Linked DNA regions of Homo sapiens: all the other regions are linked to region 1. The links are chromatin contacts, found by Hi-C or POLR2A ChIA-PET in ENCODE. All regions are on one chromosome and are shown on one strand. The core of a region is the stretch at or near the end of the contact, and the rest is flanking DNA. Distances in the headings are between cores, read along the strand shown. Region 1 holds the start of STX12 (syntaxin 12). Region 2 holds the start of PHACTR4 (phosphatase and actin regulator 4). Region 3 holds the start of MED18 (mediator complex subunit 18).

Region 1 (3,885 bases), core at 918-3,417:
GTTTTGCCATTTTGCCCAGGCTGGTCTCGAACTCCTGAGCTCAAGCAATGATCAGCCTGCCTCAGCCTCCCAAAGTGCTGGAATTCCAGTTGTGAGCCACCGCGCCCAGCCTAAAAACCACTTTTATTTTACATGGAGAAAGAAAACAATATTTTTAATTCCTAAAAGAAAAATATCTTTACTGAACTTCACTTTAAATAGTGTCAAATGTAAATGAAAAAAATCATCAGTACTATTATATAGGTAAAAAAGTGCAATTTACATGACTTGCTTAAGATTTGACATAAAACTACAGATTCTAAGAAACGGTAAGGTTTTATAATAATAACCAAAACAGGCTGGGTGCGGTGGCTCACGCCTGTAATCCCAACACTTTGGGAAGCCGAGGCGGGTGGATCACCTGAGGTCAGGAGTTCGAGACCAGCCTGGCCAACATGGTCAAACCCCATCTCTACTAAAAATACAAAAAGTACCCGGGCGTGGTGGTACACGCCTGTAATCCCAGCTACTCGGGAGGCTGAGGCAGGAGAATCGCTTGAACCCAGGAGGCGGAGGTTGCATTGAGCCGAGATTGCGCCATTGCACTCCAGCCTGGGCAACAGAGCAAGATTCTGTCTCAAAAATAAAATAAAATAAAATAACCAAAATAAGAGTCCCCAAATGTCATCCGTCTCTTTCTAGAGACAGGGAAAAAAAATGCTCTCATAAATTCTCCAACGAAAAATAGAGATAGTCACCCTTAAAAAATCCTAAGGCTGGTGGGTGGATTGCTTGAGCCCAGGAGTTTGAGACCAGCCTGGACAACATGGCCAAACCCCAACACTACAAAAAATATAAAAATTAGCTGGGCGTGGTGGCGCACGCCTGTAATCCTAGCTACTCAGAGGTTAGGTGGTAGGACCTCCTGAGCCCAGGAGAAGGAGGATGCAGTGAGCAGAGATCGCGCCACTGCACTCCAACCTGCGTGACAGAGCGGGACCCTGTCTCAAAAAAAATAAAATAAAGAAAAAATCCTAAGGCCATATACAGGCTCATTCACTTTGGGTCTCCTTTCATCCAGGCAAGCAGCTTTCTGTCTTTGCATTTTCCAAAGACTACAAAGCAGGCTGGGGTGGGGTGGGGTGGGGTGTAGAACACAGGAAACGCAGCCAGTTCCCCTTCACTTCTCACTATCTTGATCTCCTCCCAAACCAAAATCCTATGTCTTTCCTTTTAACATAGGCTTACAAAAATGCAGTTTTCTGTGGGAACATTGAGGTCATGCATTCCAAATTACTTAAGGGAACGATTTTTAAATTTTAGGAATCTAGTTCTCCAAGATATCCCGGCTTGGGATATAGATGAACGAGCTATTTGGGAGAGATTTAGACGAGAATGAATTTTAGAGAAGTAGCGAGGTGAGGAGAGAGTCAGCTTAGCGTTTGGGTTTTGCAGTCAAATTTCAGCAAGGCGAACTAACCTCGCTGGTCTTAATTTTCTCATCGGTAAGAGGGAAAATAATAATGCTTACTTTGATGAATTACTTTACTTCAACATTTAAAAAACCGACTCTCCGTTATCTATTCTAATGATAAAAATATAGATAGAGCATCGTCCCCTGCTGTGAAAAATCTTATGAACAAGTGAATTGCGGTGAGGATTCACATAGTATGTGCTCAATAAACATTATTTTATTGTTTAGATTAGAAGAGGGGTGGAGGGAGAAATGAAAGTGGTTTGGAAACCCCAAACACTACCAAAGCCCTGGGGATGGAAGTAGAGAGGAATTTCGGGTTACGATTTGGTTCCGGGTCTGAGTTTCAACGTTGAATTCTCCCATATTTGGGCCTGAATTCTCAGAACAGAATAGGATGTAAGGGCTGAGATCATCTGGTACAGTTTTATGCAAATCGAAAATTCTTGCCTCTTGTCACTGTGCCCTGGCGAGAAACAACACCTCCACCCAAGCTCATCCAATCTCAGCCCCAACTAGGTGACGTCATCTCCCCGCCCTGCATCCCCAAGCCTCGGGGAGTCCTGTCTCTAAGCTACAGTCCCAGCTCCAGTCCCAGCTCCAGTCCCAGCGGCGCCTGCGCACTTTGGACCGGGGCGGGGAGGACGCGTGCGCGCCGCGTGAGGGCGGGGCTAGTGCGCACGCAGCCTTAGCTCCTTCCCCGCCCTTGCTCTTCCCAGTTTCTCCGTCAGCCTGCGGGTCCCGGCTGGCGGCTGCTTCCGGTAGGAGAGCGGTGTAGAGCGAGCAGGTCTCAGCTCCTCGTCATGTCATACGGTCCCTTAGACATGTACCGGAACCCGGGGCCCTCGGGGCCCCAGCTCCGGGACTTCAGCAGCATCATCCAGACGTGCAGCGGCAACATCCAGCGGATCAGCCAAGCCAGTGAGCCGGGGTACCGAGCTGGGGGGCGGGAGCTGTCCCGGGGACAGGCCTGGGTGAGGCTGCCGGGACGCAGGGCCCGGCTGGGGCTACGGCCGAGGCCACACCTGGGGCTGTCTCGGGCTGTCCACCCTGGGGGCGGTGGGCTGCCATCCCCCAATCTGTCAGGCCCGGGTTGCCCGAGGGTCCCCGGCCCCAGCTGAAGCTTGAGCTGCTTCTCTGGAGTTCTGCCCCCACGGTGCTGGGACCAAAACAGCCGACTTGACAGCCCGAGGGTGGGAAGGGGAGTGTGTGTCACCTCGAGAGCTGTGAGTGCGTTGACTTGGCGCAGTGGTCAGCCGAGTTTCTCCTGTCACCCACCTTCCTCCCCACCCACCTCGCTTTCCTCTTAGACCAGTTTGGATGGGGTTGTTTACTGATTTAGCCTTTAGGTTTACATTCTGCTCAGCCCCTGGCTCCTCGGAAATCAGCAACTTTCAATTAAGGGAAGTGGAGAGTGCATGTGTTTGGGTGACTTCATACACAGTTCTTCCTGTAATGAATTCGGAAATCAGACACAATGACTGGTATTTGAAAGGTGGGATGACTTCATTTTAATAAAGAGAATTCACCAACAGCATTTCAATTTACATTATTTTGTCTTTTGTAACAAATAATTGGGGTGTATTTTTGGATTTCAGGCAGATGAGGCTTTTGTTTTCCTTCCCTACTTAGCTGCTCTTGAACAAATCTGGTACACAGGGAAGCTAAGACACTTAGCCACAACCACATAGCAAGTAAGGCATGGTAGAGTTGTTGGTGGAATTCAGAATGCTATTGCTTGTCTTAAAACTCCCTCCTCCCCATTAGGGTCTGAGTGAAACTGTAGCTGAATGAGTCAAATACAGGGTGTTTCTTGTGCTTGAAAATCATCTTGGAGCCTTATAAACAGGAGATCAGCAGCAGCTTTACTTGGAAAGAATGGTGGTCATCATCCTTGTTGTTTATTATTGTTTTGTGAGCTTGGCGTACTCTGTTAATAGGTAGAACTAGTTAGTCCTGAATTACAATTATATTCTATATTTTAAAGAGTGTCACTTTGCTTTCGTTTTTAAACTTTTAAAAATTTTTCTTTTTTGTAGAGATGAAGTCTTGCTATGTTGGCCAGGCTGGTCTCAAACCCCTGGGCACAAGCACTTCTCCCACTTTAGCCTCCCAAAGTGCTGGGATTACAGGCGTGAGCCACTGTGCCTAGCCTAATTTTTTTGATTTAAAATATTTTTAATTTATTTTTTCGAGACAGAGTCTACTTCTGTCACCCAGGCAGAATGCAGTGATCTGAGTGAAGTGGTACAATCCTAGCTCACTATAACCTTGAATTCCTGATCAGCTTGCTGAGTAGCAAGGACTACAAGGATGCATCTACCGTGCCAGGCTAATTTTTAAATTTTTTGTAGGGATGGGGTCTCACTATGTTGCCCAGGCTCACTTTGCTTTTAAATCTAAATGTATATTGTAGAATTTGAGAAGTAGAA
Region 2 (3,885 bases), core at 472-2,971, 600 kb after region 1:
AGACAGGGTTTCATTGCGTTAGCCAGGATGGTCTCGATATCCTGACCTCGTGACCCGCCCGCCTCAGCCTCCCAAAGTGCTGGGATTACAAGTGTGAGCCACCGTGCCCGGCCAATTTTTGTATTTTTAGTAGAGATGTGGTTTCACCATTTTGGAGAGGCTGGTCTCGAACTCCTGACCTCAGGTGATCTACCAGCCTCAACCTCACAAAGTGCTGGGATTACAGGCGTGAGCCACCGTGCCAGGCCAATAAATATATTTTAAATATTTTTTTGAGACAAGGTCTCCCTCTGTCGTCCAGGCTGGAGTGTAGCGACACCATCACAGCTCATTGCAGCCTGGACCTCCCCAGCTCAAATAATCCTCCTATTTCAGCCTCCTGAGTACCTGGGACTACAGGCACGTTCCATCATGCCCAGCTAATTTTTAAAATTGTTTTTGTAGAGATGGGGCCTCACTCTGTTGCCCAGGCTGGCAGGCTGGTCTCAAACTCCAGGGCTCAAGGGATCCTCCCGCCTTAGCCTCCCAAAGTGCTGGGATGAGAGGTGTGAGCCACTGCACCCGGCCAATTTTTTTTTCTTCTTTTTTCTTTTTCTATTGAGACAGGGTCTTGCTCTGCTGCCCAGGCTGGAGTGCACTGGTGCGATCTCGACCCCCCAGGCTCAAGTGATCATCTCACCTCAGCCTCCCACGTAGCTGGGACTACAGGAGCTTGGCACTAGGCCCCGGATAATTTGTTTGTTTGTTTGTTTGTTTGTTTTGCGACGGAGTCTTGCTCTGTCGCCCAGGCTGGACTGCAATGGCAAGATCTCGGCTCACTGCAACCTCCGCCTCCTGGGTTCAAGCGATTCTCCTGCCTCAGCCTCCTGAGTAGCTGGGATTACAGGCATGCGCCACCGCGCCTGGCCAATTTTTTTAATTTTATGGATAGTGTATTTGAAAAGTCACATCGATTTTTCTCCTGGAATGTCCTCTAGATGTGCCGTAGCTTCAAGTTTTACATGTAGGTCTAATTTAGGTTGTGTGATACAATGGGTTTGCATTTAGAAGGGTCCTCTGGCAGCAGCAAGGAAGGTTTTCGGAGGGTGATAGCCTAGGGCCTGAAACTACTGAGACTTGGAGAGAAGTGATGGTGGCTTTCACTAGGTGATAGTAGTGAAGGATATCGAAATGAATTAAAATACTGGGGATGTAGAATGACTGGACTTAATGGCTTGAGGGAAGTGTCCAGAATGATTCCTGGGTTTCTTACGCACAACACTGAGGGTAGATAACTTGCTTGTACGTTTTTTGCACTTCAAATTGGTCCTCAATAAATAGTTTTTCCTTTGGGGAGGTTATGATTGAAATTTGGCCAGTCAGGGATACAGTTTTCTCAAACAACACTCTTGTATCAGTTCCCTTTTTGGGTACTGCCTGGAGCCCAGTATTGAACCCTGTCCTCCCAAGCCCAAAGACCTTTGCCTCCCATAGTACCAGGAAAGGTGCCCAAGTTCTTTTACACACAAGGTGCGCAGAGCGGCCAGCGCATGCCCAGAGAGGTCGTAAGGAGGACGACCGCCCGGAGAGAAAGGACGCACGCTTCCCGCCATTTTGTTCAGCTTGCCGGGCAACCGGCCCCTGCTGGGGACTACAAGTCCCGTAAGCCTCCGCGGCGGCACGTCCTACCCTACACTGTCCAGCCGGCTCCCTTTTTCCCCCTCCCCGGGGGCCAAGGGCTCCGGCTGCTGCCTGGCGGCCAACGGGCCAGGTAGGATTTCCGGGAGAGGCTGCTGTGGAGGCTGAGGAGGCGGCGGCGGAGATCTGGGTAAGTTCAGCGAGCAAGGGAAAGTGAGCAGGACGCGCTCAGTATCAGGCTGCGGCCTCCTCTCAGGCTGCGGCCCCTTTCTTGGCTCTGCGAGAGGGTCCCGGTCCGGGCAGAAGGTAACGGCCCGGGTCGCCGTCGCTTCGGGCCAGGGCGGGGCGGGGCCGCCGCCTCCCTCCTCGGCCCTCCCACAACGGTCCAACCCGGGCTTCTCCGCCTGAGGCAGGGCCCGCGCAGGCTCGCCCTCTCCGCCCCCCGAGACTTGGCTGGGCCCTTTTGTCTGGGCTGCGTTGCTCCCCCTTTGTGTCCGTGCATGGAGTCTCCGCCACGGGGGAGCCTGTTCCCCCGGTCCCCAACAGGGACTGCTCCCTGGGGATCCGGTTACAGTAACCGGATCGGGTCAAAGTACATTTTTCAAAACCGTCCTGCCTCAGACCTCTGCACCCCTGCTGGGCAGAACGGGGGCTTCGGAGCCAGGCGGAGTTTCTGTAAAAACCTGGAGGTTATTATTTAACTTTCAAACATCAGCCTGGGCGGCTTCAGGGCACGAAACTCCCGACGTTTTTCTTGGTGGAGAGATGAGATTAAGGAAAAGAAGCGACCCCTCTCTCCCACCCTCTACACCCCGGCTCCGGGAAACCGGGAAGGCATCGAATTTGCTGCGATGTCTGTGCAGCTCACATCTGTGATCGGTGGACCAAAGAACCAGTGGTGAATGGTAGAATGGCAGTTCACGCACCTCCCAAATCTCGGAGGAGAGTGACTTACAGGGCATCACTGATTGCTTGCAAAAAAAAAAAACCCTCCAGTGCTTCATTCGGACACTCAGCTCCTCGCTCCTTCCAACCTCTTCCTTTTCTTGTTCTTTTTAAAACAAACAGTGGAAGGAAAAAGTCCTTCAGTGGAAGAATTTGCTTTATAGAGGAACCAGAAACCCAGTGGCTTCTAGAAGTCACTTACTTTTTCGCCAAATTAAAGAAATGAATTTCGGGCGTGGTGGCGCGCGCCTGTAATGCCAACTATTCTGGAGGCTGAGGCAGGAGAATCGCTTGAGGCCAGAAGTTCGCGACCAGCCTGGGCAACACAGCAAGACCCCATCTTAAAAAAAAAAGGAATGAAGCCCGTTTAGAAATGAAGCCAGTTTAGGGGATGAGGTGTGGTAGATTCTTACCGGAAACCGCGGAACTGCGTGGATTGTGGATTCGATCAAATTTGGCTAGATAATGGTAACTGTGTATGTCCTCCTGTTGGAAGACTGCATTGCTAGAATCAGCTTAAGGTAAAATTTGTTTGTTTGTTTCATTTAAGAGACAAGAGTCTAGCTTGGTTGCTGAAGCTTGAGTACAGTGGAGAGCTCCTAGTTCACTGTAGCCTCGAACTTCTTGGCTTAAGCCATCCTTCCACCAGAGGCTCCCAGATGCCTGGGACTAGAGGCATGAGCCACTGTGCCCGACTATTTAATTTAATTTATTTATATTTATTTATTTATTTTGAGACAATCTCACTTTGTTACCCAGGCTGGAATGCAATGGCACGATCTTGGCTCACTGCAACCTCCACTTCCCAGGTTGAAGCGATTCTCCTGCCTCAGCCTCCTGAGTAGCTGGGATTACAGGTGTGTGCCACCATGCCCAGCTAGTTTTTGTATTTTTGGTAGAAACAAGGTTTCACCATGTTAGCCAGGCTGGCCTTGAACTCCTAACCTCAGGTGATCCACCCGCCTCGGTCTCCCAAAGTGCTGGGATTACAAGCGTGAGCCACCGTGCCTGGCCAATTTTTATGTATTTATTTTTTGAAATAGGGTCTCGCTGGGTTTCCCAGGCTGGAGTGCAGTGAGTTGAGCACTGCTCACTGCAGCCTGGACCTCCTCCTGGGCTCAAGCCTCTGCCTCCAGAGTAGCTGGGACAACAGACACAGGCCACCAGCGCAGCTAATTAAAAAAATTTTTAAAAAAATTTTTGTATTGATTGGGGTCCCACTCTGTTGCCCAGGCTGGTCTTGGACTCCTGGGCTCAAGTGATCCTCCCTCCCAAAGTGCTGGTATTAAACCTTAAGATAAAGAATACTGTATTTGTTTTTTG
Region 3 (3,885 bases), core at 761-3,260, 560 kb after region 1:
TCACTCTGCCCAATCTTGTGAATCACCAGGTTGATCAGGAGGCACATCCTAAACCCTAGGGCATACGCAATCCTTGTCAATCTTCTTTTCCTACTTAGTACACTCTTTCACGATGATCTCATTCAATGTCATGGCTTTTAGCTACCATCTATGAGGCTATGGTTTTGAAATCTCTATCTGTAGCCCATTTCTCTCCCCTGAACTTTGCCATTTGGGTGTCCCACAGACACCTGATGCTCAGTGGGTCTACATATGAACTCATCTTTCCTGTCTCACCCACACTGCTCTGTGTTTCCTAGCTTAGAGAAAAAAAGTGCTACGATAGCCACCCAAGACATCTGTGACTCCTTCATCTCTGTCTTTACCTCTGGTTAGTCATTAAAGAATTATTTTCCATATATATATAGAGGACAGAGTCTTGCTCTGTAGCCCAGGCTGGAGAGCAGTGGTGCAATTTCAGCTCACTACAACCTCTGCCTCCTGGGTTCAAGCAATTTTGGTCTCTTGACCACCTGAGCCACCTGAGTAGCTGGGACTACAGGCGTGTGCCACCACACCCGGCTAATTTCCTCTTTTTACTTTTTTTTTTGAGCCGGAGTCTTGCTCTGTCGCCCAGGCTAAAGTGCAGTGGTGCGATCTCGGCTCACTGCCAGCTCTGTCTCCCAGGTTCACACCATTCTCCTGACTCAGCCTCCCAAGTAGCTGGGACTACAGGCGCCCGCCACTACGCCCAGCTAATTTTCTGTATTTTTAGTAGAGACAGGGTTTCACCGTTAGCCAGGATGGTCTCGATCTCCTGACCTCGTGATCCACCCCCCTCGGCCTCCCAAAGTGCTGGGATTACAGGCGTGAGCCACCGCGCCTGTCCTCTTTTTACATTTTTAAAATCTTTTTCTGACATTTGTTTCTCAGCTGGAGTTGTACCAAAGCGCCTAACTGGTCGTTTTTCTTTAATTTTTTTCCAGACAGGATCTCCCTCTGTTGCACAGGCTGGAGTGCAGTGGCGCTATCTCAGCTCACTGCAACCTCTGCCTCCTGGACTCAAGCAATCCTCCCACCTCAGCCTCCCAAGTAGCTGGGACTGCAGGTGCGAGCCACTACGTTCAGCTAATTTTTTGTATTTTTTGTAGACACAGGGTTTCACCATGTTGTTCAGGCTGGTCTTGAATTCCTGAACTCAAGCCATCTGCCCGCCTTGGCCTCCCAAAGTGCTGGGATTACAGGCCTGAGCCACCGTGTCCGGCCTGGTCTTTTTTCTCTAGGCTCTCTCCTTTCCCAAACTTTTCTCCATGTTGTAGCCAGGGTTCTTTTAAAGCTCACATGTATTCTTTGGTATGGCACTGCAGAGTACTCCTGGATCTGGACCTACTCCTTTTCCAGACTCTTTTTTTTTTTTGAGACAGAGTCTCTCTCTGTAGCCCAGGCTACAATGCAGTGGCGCGATCTCGGTTCGCTGCAACTTCCGCCTCCCGCGTTCAAGCGATTCTCCCACCTCAGCCTCCCTAGTAGCTGGGATTACAGGCGCGCGTCACCATGCCCGGCTAATTTTTGTATTTTTAATGGAGACGGAGTTTTACCATCTTGGCCAGGCTGGTCTCGAACTCCTGACCTCAAGTGATCCGCCTGCCTCGGCCTCCCAAAGTGCTGGGGTTACAGGCGTGAGCCACCGCGCCCAACCCCTCAGTTCTTTTTTCTTTTGAAACCCACTATAATCTCTGTAAGTCCTATCAGTTCCAAGAGACTTTCTACACAAATACATCTCCAGGTTGTCAAACCTAAAAAGATTTTCCTAGAGCATGGCCTATGACGTCAAGGATCCAGGTAGCGCCCGGAGGAAAGCGCCAAAGGAGGCCGCCATCTTTCATACAGCAGCCCGGAATTTTGCGCATGCGCCTCTGATTGTCTGTCCGCAATGAAGCTCTTCGGCCTTCTCGGCACCCATACGTTTGGGAACGGCAGTTTCGAGGTTTGTGAGACGTCGGCTTCCGACCGGAAGTGAGAAGAGGAGGAAGTTGGCTGGTTGCACCGATCTGGGGGCTTCCCGGGCTCGGGTAACCGGAGTGCTGGTATCTAATCGTCGCTCAAAAGCTCCTAGGTGCGCGGGTGGATATAATTCCCGGCTTCTCGAGAAGACACTACAGCCTCAAGGAGGTGTGCTTCTAGTGTTTAATTGGATACGTGTTATGGATGCCGGCTTAGAAGGACCTATATACCATCATCTTAAAATAACTTCCCCTTGGCTCTCTCTCTCTTTTTTTTTTTTTTTTTTTTTTTGAGACGGAGTTTCGCTCTTGTTGCCCAGGCTGGAGTGCAATGGCGCGATCTCGGCTCACCGCAACCTCGCCTTCCGGGTTCAAGCGATTCTCCTGCCTCAGCCTCCTGAGGAGCTGGGATTACAGGCGCTCGCCACCAGGCCTGGCTAATTTTTTGTATTTTTAGTAGAGTCGGGGTTTCTTCATGTTGGTCAGGCTGGTCTCGAACTCCCAACCTCCAGTTGATCCGCCGGCCTCGGCCTCCCAAAGTACTGAGATTACAGGCGTGAGCCACCGCGCCCGGCCTTGGCTCTCTTTAAAAGGCATTTTTAGGCTAGCCGCAGTGTGGTCTCCCGCCTGTAGTAGTCCCAGCTACTCGGCTTGAGCCCAGGAGTTCGAGGTTATAGTGAGCTAGGAACTCCCCACTGCACTGCAGCCTGGGCTACAGAGCGAGATCCTGTCACCAAAAAAGAAAAGCGTACGGGGGAAGGCATTTTCAGAGAGATAGAACGCCTAGATGTTAGTTTGGTCCAAACTCTGCTACCAACTTGCTGTGTGTATCCTTCTGTCCCTCTCCAAGTCTCAATATCCTCATCTATAAAACGAAGGTCCCTTAAGTCACTTTTTCAGTTCTTCTGAATTTTGTTGCCTCTTTATTATCTCGTTTGAGCCACATAGCCTTGGGAGTTAAAAATCACTGGCCTTTGGCCGGGCACGGTGGCTCACACCTGTAATGCCAGCACTTTGGGAGGCCGGATCACCTGAGTATCACCTGAGGCCAGGAGTTCGAGGCCAACCTGGCCAACATGACGAAACCCCGTCTCTACTAAAAATACAAAAAAAATTAGCTGGGCTTGGTTGCGGGCGCCTGTAATCCCAGCTACTCGGGAGGCTGAGACAGGAGAATCGCTTGAACCTGGGAGGCAGAGGCTGCAGTGAACAGAGATTGCGCCATTGCACTCCAGCCTGGGCGACAAGAGTGAAACTCCGTCTCAAAAAAAAAAAAAAAAAAAAATCACTGGCCTCATTTTATAAGGAAGACATTGAGTCCCAGGGTGAGGGGTTATAGATAGGACTTTCTCAAGATTGCACAGGTAATGTGGAGGTTTCAGAACTTGAGACTAGAAGGTAATGCTGTAACTCCATGACCAGATCTCCTTTCTATATTTCTGTGTCATCAGTTCCTGGAACTGGCCATATAAGGAAATACTCAAACGTTTTTGAATGAATGAATCTTTGATTTGAAGGCCAGTGCCACAACAGATCTGGTCTCTCTCCACCACTTTGATGTATAAACAAGTGAACTCTTTTCCAGGTATATCCCGTGCCTTACCTGACTGGGGGCTCTGAGTCCAGTTGTGTTGTCTTCAACTTAGACACCATGGAGGCACCTCCAGTCACCATGATGCCTGTCACTGGGGGCACCATTAACATGATGGAGTACCTGTTGCAGGGTAAGTGAACTAGGGAACTTGGATTACCTGTTTTCCTCTTCTCTGTTCAGCTTCCCTTAAGATGAGAGACTTAACACAAAAGCAGCCTGCACAGTTTCTGGCACCCAGCTATGTTTTTAACTGTTACTTTAAATTATAGTTTTATATGCACTAAACATACTAAATTTGCCATCTTGGCT

The links. Hi-C counts contacts between places; a loop is a spot of excess contacts on that map. ChIA-PET counts read pairs that join two places held with the same protein, here RNA polymerase II (POLR2A). Pooled maps may share reads with other maps.
Region 2: a loop to region 1 is called in a pooled map, with 5 times the contacts of the local background. The contact joins the promoter of PHACTR4 here to the promoter of STX12 in region 1. A Hi-C loop is called at or near these places in 4 of 50 pooled maps. POLR2A ChIA-PET finds 5 or more read pairs at or near these places in 3 of 52 experiments (HEK293T, WTC11 and activated CD4-positive, alpha-beta T cell).
Region 3: a map of B cell shows a loop between it and region 1 (11-fold over the local background). The contact joins the promoter of MED18 here to the promoter of STX12 in region 1. A Hi-C loop is called at or near these places in 1 of 168 maps with a recorded cell type or tissue (B cell), 1 of 37 single-sample maps with no recorded cell type and 8 of 50 pooled maps. POLR2A ChIA-PET finds 5 or more read pairs at or near these places in 6 of 52 experiments (BJ, GM12878, PC-3 and 3 more).

Annotation. Positions count from the first base shown.
Region 1 is chr1:27,771,052-27,774,936 of GRCh38, forward strand. It overlaps STX12 (syntaxin 12), which reads left to right and starts at 2,168. Exons shown (of 9, transcript NM_177424.3): 1 at 2,168-2,374. The coding sequence starts at 2,257. RefSeq lists enhancers at 1,888-2,037, 2,004-2,504, 2,158-2,307, 2,505-3,005 and a silencer at 2,418-2,627.
Region 2 is chr1:28,368,019-28,371,903 of GRCh38, forward strand. It overlaps PHACTR4 (phosphatase and actin regulator 4), which reads left to right and starts at 1,722. Exons shown (of 14, transcript NM_001048183.3): 1 at 1,722-1,807. RefSeq lists enhancers at 894-1,849, 1,500-1,794 and a silencer at 1,876-2,095.
Region 3 is chr1:28,327,030-28,330,914 of GRCh38, forward strand. MED18 (mediator complex subunit 18) reads left to right here and starts at 2,011. Exons shown (of 3, transcript NM_017638.3): 1 at 2,011-2,151; 2 at 3,568-3,706. The coding sequence starts at 3,634. RefSeq lists enhancers at 2,045-2,552, 2,553-3,060.